Regions from separate parts of the Homo sapiens genome. Here region 1 is linked to region 2. A link is a contact called in ENCODE Hi-C or POLR2A ChIA-PET data. All regions are on one chromosome and are shown on one strand. The core of a region is the stretch at or near the end of the contact, and the rest is flanking DNA. Distances in the headings are between cores, read along the strand shown. Region 1 overlaps EHBP1 (EH domain binding protein 1). Region 2 overlaps LOC105374764 (a long non-coding RNA gene).

The links. Hi-C counts contacts between places; a loop is a spot of excess contacts on that map. ChIA-PET counts read pairs that join two places held with the same protein, here RNA polymerase II (POLR2A). Pooled maps may share reads with other maps.
Region 1: a loop to region 2 is called in a map of sigmoid colon, with 2.4 times the contacts of the local background. The contact joins two enhancer-like sites. A Hi-C loop is called at or near these places in 1 of 168 maps with a recorded cell type or tissue (sigmoid colon) and 1 of 50 pooled maps. POLR2A ChIA-PET finds 5 or more read pairs at or near these places in 1 of 52 experiments (OCI-LY7).

What each region holds. Positions count from the first base shown.
Region 1 is chr2:62,997,504-63,002,659 of GRCh38, forward strand. All of the region lies in intron 19 of EHBP1 (EH domain binding protein 1), which reads left to right. Among named protein-coding and RNA genes, the nearest start is that of EHBP1-AS1, 48 kb to the right of the region's middle. Within about 2 kb of position 2,573, at least 3 of the 41 ENCODE cell types and tissues checked have a DNase peak (open chromatin) inside an H3K27ac peak, as active enhancers do.
Region 2 is chr2:62,455,091-62,460,002 of GRCh38, forward strand. The region is part of intron 4 of LOC105374764 (a long non-coding RNA gene); the gene reads left to right. It also overlaps a transcript of TMEM17 not described here. Among named protein-coding and RNA genes, the nearest start is that of TMEM17, 49 kb to the right of the region's middle. RefSeq lists a silencer at 1,739-2,298. Within about 2 kb of position 2,186, at least 26 of the 41 ENCODE cell types and tissues checked have a DNase peak (open chromatin) inside an H3K27ac peak, as active enhancers do.

The sequences.
Region 1 (5,156 bases), core at 1,323-3,822, 540 kb after region 2:
AAATGTGAAATAAATTAAATCATTCATACCAAATTATAAGTTATATTAAGAAAAAAAGTCAAAAAATACAAGTGGAAAATTTATTCCTGTAATCTAATTAATTGCTTTAATTTTATGGCAGTGTTAAAATACAGTAGATTAGCATGATTTAGGATTGGAAAGCTTTCCTGAACTTTTTCTTCTCTATTTTCCAAAAATATATTTAAAATAAAAGAACTTCTCCAAAAATAAGCATTTATATGGGACATTTGAAAATGCATAGATTAGTGAAATCAGAGCATATTAGAACAGGAAGGAACCTTAGGCTTTATCTGGGACAGTGGGTTTCATACTGTGTTCTCTGAAGTCCTAAATCATCTTCAGAGGCACCTCAGGGGCTTGCCAGGAGAATAAGGGAGCAGAAAGTAGACAGGCATCTGGATTCCTTACCTTACTTCAAATAGAGTGGCTCTGAGTTTATTTATCTGAAATAGTGGGCTTTTGGGGACAGTTTATTTGAAAAAAAGGTTCTACTGCTTAAAATTTAAAACCAAAAATACTTTTTAAAAAAAACTATTACTTAATCTTCTCATTATATAGGTGAGGAGACAGGCATAGGAAATGTTTAAGAAGGTCAAACAGATCACCACATGGTAGACCTTAGATTGGAATTCAGGCTACCAGAGCCCTATCATACGGGACCCTTCTTGCTACACCAGAATATGTAGACCATGTATATCATTCCCCTAATAAGTTGCATGCATGCTCAGTCTTATACCTATATACTTGTGTGGATTCAGCATGATTCCATAAACCAATGTATTGTTTTATATTTGCATTTTTTCTTGGGTTTCTTAGGGATTTTGAAAATATTAGCTATGTTAGCTATATTAAACATATAATTACTAGACTGAATAATATTTGTAATATATTTTTAACTATTTCCTGTAAATATTTTAAGGAGACAGATTTCCTTTTTTTCCAAACAAATGGAACTTAACCACCTTCCCTGATTGTGTTGGATAAATTCAATGTTACTATACAAGAAGACTTGTGCCACTAGTGAAAAAGCTATAAATCCTGTTTCCTCTCCCTCTTTAGCACTTGGAGCCTGATTTGTTGAGGGTTCTAACTGAAATAGACTCAATTTCTCCTTCCTACCCAACATATCACTAGTCAAGCTTTGAAATGGCCCCATTCCAACCATAGATGCTTTATAATCTGAAAGACAGTCATAGAATACAGGTTGAATCTAGAATCCTTTTGAGCTTATTATATTTCTTACTTCACAGGACAGAATCTGATCCTAACTGGATCTGCTACTGCAGATTTAGACCAAAACTGAGTTGGTCTCCCAAGTTCATAAGCTCCAAGAATCATCCTAGACTGTTTTAAACCTCCTCCAACACAAATAATGTTTTAAGATTTGCCTAAAACCTAGTATCTGAAGTAAGAGATAAGATGTTAGAAAGTGAAAGGGTACATTCATCCTTTTCTCTTTTGGGTTCCAGTTTATTCCAACTTTTTATTTATTATAATACCTTTTTTTGGTATGTTAGACATTTCAGTGTACTTTCTGATTCTCAGCCTAGAATTAAGCAGAGCAGATAGTACCCATGTTTTTTATATGATGAGACTGAGGCTCAGACAGGGGAAATGACTCACTTAAGATGATCTCATTAGGAATGGTGGAGTTACGGCTTGAACCCAGGTTTTCAGGTTTTCTAGCTCTTGACTCAGTCCTCTTTCCCCACTACATCTTCTTTACAGAACAAATATACTTTATCTGCTATTTCAGTTTTTATATACTTGTAGATACTGACTATATTCAGGTTTTTTTTGCTGATTTGAAATTCACATAATATAAAATTAACCATTTGAAAATGCATAATTCTGTAGCGTTTGGTACATTCACAGTGTTGTATAGTCATCACCATTGTGTATTTTCAGAAGTTTTTCATCACCCTAAACATGAATTCTGTACTCACTAAGCAATAACTTTCTATTTCCTTCTCCCCCAATCCCCTGGGAATCTTTAATCTACTTTTTCTATGAATTTGCTTTATTGCAGTTATTTCCTGTAAGTGGAATCAAACGATATTTGTCCTTTTGTGTTTGGCTTCTTTCACTTAACATATCTTCAAGGTTCATCCATGTTGTAGCATGTACCAGTACTTCATTCTTTTTTATGGTTGAATAATATTCTATTGTATGTTTATACCACATTTGTTTATTCATTCATCTGTTGATGGATATTTGGGTTGTTTCCACTTTTAGCTACTATGAACATTTGTGTACAAGTATCTGTCTGAATCTCTGTTTTCATTTCTTTTGGGTATATACCGAGGATTGGAATTTCTGAATCATATGGTAATATTGTACTCAATTTTAAATGAGTTGTGAGGTTAAGGTAGAATTCAGAAAACATTTTCCAAAAGAAACACTGTTGTAAGTGTCTACAAGCCAGACAAACCCACAAAAACCTGTTAATTCCAAATATAACTAAATAATACTAATAGTTATTTTAGACCTGAGTCCTAGGCTCCCAGAGCTTGAGCAACATTGGATTTTAAGCACCACCCCTGTGATGCTGAAGCTACTTACATCCTGGGGGGAGGCAGGATGGGTGGGGCCTGGATGGTGGCCCAGATTGCTGGGCATTTCTCCTGGCATGTTGGCAGAAGGCCTTAGCAAGAAAGTAGGAAAGGAATGTAAAAGGCTCATACAACAAGATGGGGAGGTGCCAGGGATAAGAATGGCAGGAGCTGGGAAAGGGCACCAACGACACAGATAGAACAACTATGGGATTTATATGTCTGGTTCCTTCTAAAATTGTTCAGTAATCCTAAATCAGTGATAGTTTGAATACTGAGCAGCCATGCTGTGTATGTGAGTGTGTGTGTTTTTTTTTTTCTTTTAAACTATATTTCAGGCCGGGTGTAGTGGCTCACGCCTGTAATCCCAGCACTTTGGGAGGCCGAGACAGGTGGATCACCTGAGGTCTGGAGTTCGAGACCAGCCTGGCTAACATGGTGAAACCCCATTTCTACTAAAAATACAAAAAATTAGCAGGATGTGGTGGTGGATGCCTGTAATCCCAGCTACTCGGGAAGCTGAGGCAGGATAATCTCTTGAACCTGGGTAGCGGAGGTTGTAGTGAGAGCCAAGATCACACCATTGCACTCTGGCCTGGGCAACAAGAGCAAAACTCTGTCTCAAAACAACAACAACAACAAAAACTATATTTCAAGGCATAGTATTTTCTGCCATTTTACCTTGGGGTCTATAAAATCCCTATGCAAATACAAGTGAATTTTTTTCTCCTCAGCTCTTAATGGTGTGTGTGTGTGTGTACGTCTGTGTATAACTGTTTTTGAGGAGGAATATTTTAGTTTCTAGTACTTTAACTTTGTAATGATTTCTTATTTGGGAAGAGCAAAACTTATTAGTTAGAAATATCATGTATTCCAAGCTGACACTTCTTATGTAAGTTTAGTGCTAATGGATCTGTGCCAGCAATGTTGTAACCCATGAAAAATGGAGTTTATAATGGAAATGCTGATGGGCCCTTTTACTATAGTGCTACAGATAGTGTTGCTATAATGAATGGTGTTTCTTTTCCATTCCCAATCTGTTTTCTTTTAATGGTTATCAAACTTTTTAACTGCAGTGTTTTAATTTAATCTAATGATTTGAGTTTTTTAAAAGTTACAGTGTTTTATTTACATTTTGAGAGTAAAAGTTAAAACATTCCTGAGCGGAGAATAACAATAAAATTGCATCTTGCAAGTTTATAACCTTTAAGCACTGAGTAAAAGGATCATGAGCCTTCTCAAAAATACTGATACTGTAGCTTTTCGTAGAGTATCTGTTCCAAAAACCTAACTGGCCATTTAAAAATATGAAATATACTTAGAGAAGAAAATAAATTAAAAGAACTTTTTTCTATACATTCTTCAGAATGTTTCTTTACCTCCTCCTTTGAGGAATCAAATGTAGTATTAAAGCTGCTTTAAAGCAGGGAATAGGGCCCACAAAAAATAAAAATCAAGATGACAGTAATGGCCAATATTTTTTGCATGCTTATTAGATATTTGGCTCTGTGGAAAGTGCTTTACACATATTTTGTTGTTTCTAACAAAGGCCCTATGAGATAGGGTCTAGTAATAATTGGGACTATTAATAAACACCTTTTTCAGATGAGGAAACTGAGGCCTAGAGACAGAAGTAACTTAGTTGCCCAATTCATACAGTTTACAAGTGGGAGAGCAGGAGTTAGACCCAGTCTGATGGCTCTGGAGCCTGACTCCCAGATACCACCTGACATGATCCCTGCTTCATCTCTCATCTTCTTAGAGGTGAACTTCTGATTTTCCTGGGGTTCTACTAGTAATTCTCTGGACACTGTCATTACCATTTTATGATTTATAATTAGTAAGTCAGAAGAAACAGATCAATATTCACTTATGCAAAAAGATACCTAGCCAACCTATTTGGCTCATTTGAGACCCAACAAGCTCATGTGCCTCTTAACAGTATTTCTTTACCCTGGTCATCACAATGTAATATGCATGAAAATCAGACTGTAAAACATCCCCATTTGGGATAATAAAAAGGATACAAACAAGGTTCCCTTCAAAAGAAGCATCTCACTCTTTACTAATCTTTAGAAGGTTCTCAAATTTGAACATTATAACCTTCAGAGGGTAGTTTTCAGTCTGGGACTAGCTACTTAGGAATACCCGAAAATGTTTTTTTGAGTTATGTTAAAAATAAAACTAGTTAATATTTCAGTGACTGACTTCTAAATTAAGGTAGTTATTTTTATATTAGCAGCTTACAATTTATGACAGTAGATATATATGTACACTTCCTATGTTAAAGCCCTTTAGTTTTACTTTTAAAAGGGAAAATGTGATCTTGATCTTTTTCAATACAAAAATGTAATCTCAGCTATTTAAAAAAGTATAGTTTCTCAGTGTATTAGAAGAACTTATAGAAAATTAGTACCTCGGTGGCATGAATGCTGGTTCAGTCAATGTCACTTCTCTTCATTAAAATCTAAATACTCAAAATTTTTCCATTTCTGGAGGGTTTACTTATGGTTGTTACTTATATTCCTGAAATGCTATATATGATCATAAAAGATTTGCTCTGTGAATGAGTAAGAGAAAAGG
Region 2 (4,912 bases), core at 936-3,435:
TATCACTCCAAAGATACTCCTACTTGTAGCATTCCCATTCCCATTCCCACCCTGTCCCTGTCCCAGGCAACCACTAATCTTTCTGTCTCTATGGATTTGCCTCTTGACATTTCATATAAATAATACAATATGTGGTCTTCTGTGTCTTGCTTCTTTTGCTTAGTGTAATGTTCTTGAGACTCCTCCATATTGTAGCATAACAGTAATCTGTTCCTTTATATTGCTGAGTAATATTCCACTGCAAATACCACATTTTCATTCACTGATGGTGAACATTTATTTCTAGGTTTGGGCAGCTATGAATAATGCAGCTATGAACATTCATAGCTTCTGTTCTTATATGCACATATATTTGGAGTATGTGCTTATTTTGGGTAAATTACTTCTAAAAACTGGCCGGGCACAGTGGCTCACGCCTGTAATCCCAGCACTTTGGGAGGCCAAGGCGGGTGGATCACCAGAGGTCAGGAGTTCAAGACCAGCCTGGCCAACATTGTGAAAACCCGTCTTTACTAAAAATACAAAAATTAGCTGGGTGTGGTGGTGGGTGCCTGTAATCCCAGCTACTCGGGAGGCTGAGGCAGGAGAATTGCTTGAACCTGAAAGGCAGAGGTTGCAGTGAGCCGAAATTGCACCACTGCACGCCAGCCTGGCCGACAGAGCAAGACTCCGTCTCAAAAAACCAAACAAACTACCAAACTATTTTCCAAGTCAGTTGTACCATGTTACAATCTCATCAGCAATATATGAAAATTATAGTTCTTCCACACTTTTGACATTTGTTATTGTCTTTTATTATAGCCATCCTAGTGAGTATGAAGTGGTATCTCATTGTGGTTTTAATTTTCATTGCCCTAATGCTAATGATTTTGTGCATTTTCTTTTCATGTGTTTATTGACCATTCATATATCTTTGATAAAATGTCTACGTGGCTGTTCCTTTTTAAAATCCAGAGACAGAGAGATGGTCAATTTCCCTGGGAGGTGTAGAGGTTTATCGGGTTCACTGTTTGATCCCAAGTGCTGAGTACAAGAGTCAGAGAGTAAAGGGTCATGTATTAGCGTCCTGTGGCTGCTGTAACAAATTGCCACAAACTTGGTGGCTGAAAGCAACACACATTTATTCTCTTTCAGTTCTGCAGATCAGAAATCTGAAATCAGTTTCACTGGGCCAAAATTAAGGGGTAAGCAGAGCCTGCAGGGGCTCTACATTTCCTTGCCCTTTCTAGCATCCAGAGCTGCAGTGTTTGCATTCTTTGGCTCTTGGCCTCTTACCCATCTTCAAAGCCAGCAGCATAGCATTTCCAAATCTCTCTCTCTGTCTGCTTCCTTTGTCATATGGCTTTGTTTGTCTTCTGTAGTAAAATCTTCCTCTGCCTCTCTTTTAGAAGGACCCTTGTGATTACATTTAAGATCCATCTGAATAATCCGGGATAATCTCCCCACTCAAGGGCTTTCAGTCACACCAGCAAAGTCCGTTTTGCCATGTAGGGTAATATTCACAGGTTCCAGGGGTTAGGACCTGGCTGTCTTTGGGGGCCATCATTCAGCCCACCCAGTCAGTAACCTGTGAAATGCACGTGGCCCCATCAGCTCATGGTTCGGGGTTGGCTGGTCTTGAGGAAGACATCAGGCTGAAGGAAGTCTTCTGGAGGTAGGCCCTGGAGGGAGACCAGAGCCAGTCATGCTAGAGACCTCTCACCTCTTTCTTCTGACTCATCTCCTTTCTAGAAACTATGATATGAGGCGTTTGATAGCACGTGTGAGCCTGGAGGTGCTGAGGCAGCTAGCACTGTTACCAGGGTGGCGGCGGGGACAGGACCAGAACTTGGGGCCTCGCGCCCAGGTCCTCCCGTCCTTGCCTTCTCCCAGCTCCCCTCCAGGCTAACCACCTCCACGCGGGGGCCGGGTGCTGCTGCTGCCCTGAGAGCTCAGCCCCTTTCCCGGGGCGGGCACCGCTTCCCGGTCCCGGGCCTCTCTGCTCTCCCGAGGCGATAGCCACCCTGCGATCTCTCGCGCGGCCAGCAGGGGCCAGCATCCCCCGCGGAAAGGGTCGCTGGGCTGGGCTGGCCGAGAGCCGGGGATCGGCGACCCCGGGCGCCGCTGCCAAGCCCCCTGCCGTGCGGGCTGCTGCTTCGCCGTCCCAGCCCCGCAGCCTTTTGTGTCTTTCCACTTCTCCCCTGGCCCGCTGCGCTCTCGCTCTAGAGAAGGCAGAGACTGCCTTGGGTGTGGCAGCCAGGAGTGGACGGTTGCGGGCTGGGAGGCTGGCCGGGTTTCCTCCCCGTCGCGGACCTGGAGGAAGGGCTGGGTGCGGCGGGAAGGCCCCGGAGGGAGAGCTGAGCCTGGGTTGGTAGCATGGTGAGGAATAGCGGCCTCAGGGGCAGAGATGTCCGTTTCTTTGTGCACCGAAAGCTCTGAGAAGGACATCCCGATACCAGTGAACTTCTAGATTTGGAATGAGCTTCTTACCGAGCATCTCACATTCCAAAGTGCATCTGATTCGGAAGTCCTCGTGGTTCTACCTTCGGAAGGTGGGGGTGGGGTGGGCTGCCTGGGTGCAGAGGGCTGAGCCAGGCTGGTGGGAACTCCTCAGCGTCCAGCACCTGTGGGGCTGCAGCAAGCTTTTGCTGCTAGGCTCTAAACGAAGCCTGTAATTAAGGCCTTAGTTTAACTGGGTGCGCTCTCACTTTTATCTGTGGCCTGGCCTGAGCGGTTGCCTCCAGCAGCCTCAGCTACCCTCACTGCTTTGCCGCTGAACCCAGGAACGGCTATTCCACTGCAAGGGAGCTAAGACCTTCATTTGTTGCACCAACGTTTTCCTCATGGCTTATGTCTCTAGCCTCAGAGAAATCAGAGATTAGAGCCCAGATCTGGGGTCAGAAAAAGACCCGGGTGTTAGATCTGACTTTGCTACTAGCTGGGTGGCAGAAGATGGGGGAACACTTCGCTCCTTTCTACCTGTTTCCTCCCCTTGTTAAATGCGGAGGCTAATGACACTTACTGCAGATGGGGAAGCTAACAGCACTTACTGCAGAGGGTGTTGTGAGGAATCACTCAGCAAATTCTTGTAAAGGGCCAAGGTTAGAACTCAAGCCTTTTAAAATCCCATCTCTTAGTCTGGGCGGATCCCAGGAAGGTGTCAAGTCCAGCTGATGGGCATAGGTGTGTCCGTGAGGCAAGCCTGCTCTTGATGGAGCACGACAGGAAATGCAGCCTGGCCCAGCTGACAGACCTATCTACAGCGCATGTCCTCACAGGACCAGACCCTTCTGCTCCCCTTGGCTCCAGCTCCTAGATCATTCTCAGCAGTTCATTCCACGTGTAAGTGCACGCCCTCAGTTACTGTAGGAGCCAGACCACGTGGGTTCAATGTCAGCCCAAGATCCACCAGCCATGAGGCTTTGGGAAAGTCACTTCACCTCTGTAGGGACTGATTTCCCCATCTGCAAAATGGGCAGAGCGTGACCCATCTCGAAGCATTGTGGTAACGCATGGGGTGCTGCTGAATGGGACTCATTGCACTCTGCAACCTGGCTCTGGCGATTCAGACCGTGAATGCTTGGATTTTGATGGTAAGGCCAGAAAATGTTTAAAGGAGAGAACCCAGGATAAGTTGGGCCTTCTGGTGAGGTTCTTGCTACTCCTGGACAGCGTGCCCGTGTCTGTAGCAACTCAGGGCGAGGCAATGCTCTGGGGTTCCCAGACATCTGTGAGCGTGACAGCTGGTCCAAAGCTGTCTTGGATGTGTTTGTCCTCTCTAATCAAAAGAGTCCCTCGTGATGCCAAGATGGAACTCTGCAGACAGTTTGAGGAGAAACTAAATTCTGGTTTTGAAGTAAACTTGGCCTCAGTCTTTAAGGCAGATTCACAATCTATTATGAATAAAGCTGCTAGGAACATTTGTGTACGACTTCATATGGACATATGTTTTCACTTCTCTTGGATAAATATCCAGGAGTATAATTTTTGGGTCATGTGGTTTCCTTGCTTGTAGAATTTCTGACTGAAAATTGTAAGATAGTTGGATAATTGTTCCCTGGAGGGAGACATTTCAGATATGACAGGGAGAATGCCACAGGTATTGGGAGTCAGAGGTGGTTTTCATGAATATCAGGCAGCATTTCTGTAGTTGAGGGGTCTGCCTTCCACCTTGACTCAGCTCTTGAGGGCAGCAGCTGCAGCTGCAAAGAGGCAGGCCTTGTTGTGACCCTCAGGGGCCCCTTACTTACGTCACTGAAATCCACATCACTTGTTTCTTCGGAATGTCCTGATTATCAGCATGGTTCAAGGAATAGTTGAGGCCTTTGTCCTCAGGTTGGCCTGGGTCATGGTGACTTGCTGCTCGGGCAGGGCCCATGTTTCTGACCTCCTGACCAAGTTTCTTGACCAACTGATTTGATAGAGCATCAGAATTTTCATTAACTCACTTTCCCGGCTGTCACAACAAGGGATTTTACAAGAAGCTTAACCAGGGCTAATGCTTTTAATCACTACAAACTAACTTATTTTACACACTAACTTATTTTACAAACAAACTGTAATACTTAATTTTCATGTAGTCTGCATAAGCTCCTAACCTGAGAGAAAAAGAGAATGCATACAATCAACCCAAATGCCATTGTATATTGTTTTGAAATATTGTTTTGCTATGATCATTTTAAATGAATTTATATTTATTCTGTAAAAATAGAGATGGGGACTTGCTATGTTGCCCAGGCTGGAGTATGGTTGCTGTTCACAGGTGTGATCATAGCACACTGTAGCCTCTAACTCCTGGACTCAGCTGATCCTCCCACCTTGGCCTCCAAGTAGTTGGGACTGCAGGTGGGCACCACCGTGCCCCACTCATAATCATTTTTGAATACTAGATTTTTCTCAGGTCCTGATGAAATGGTTTTCCTTATGCAAGCAA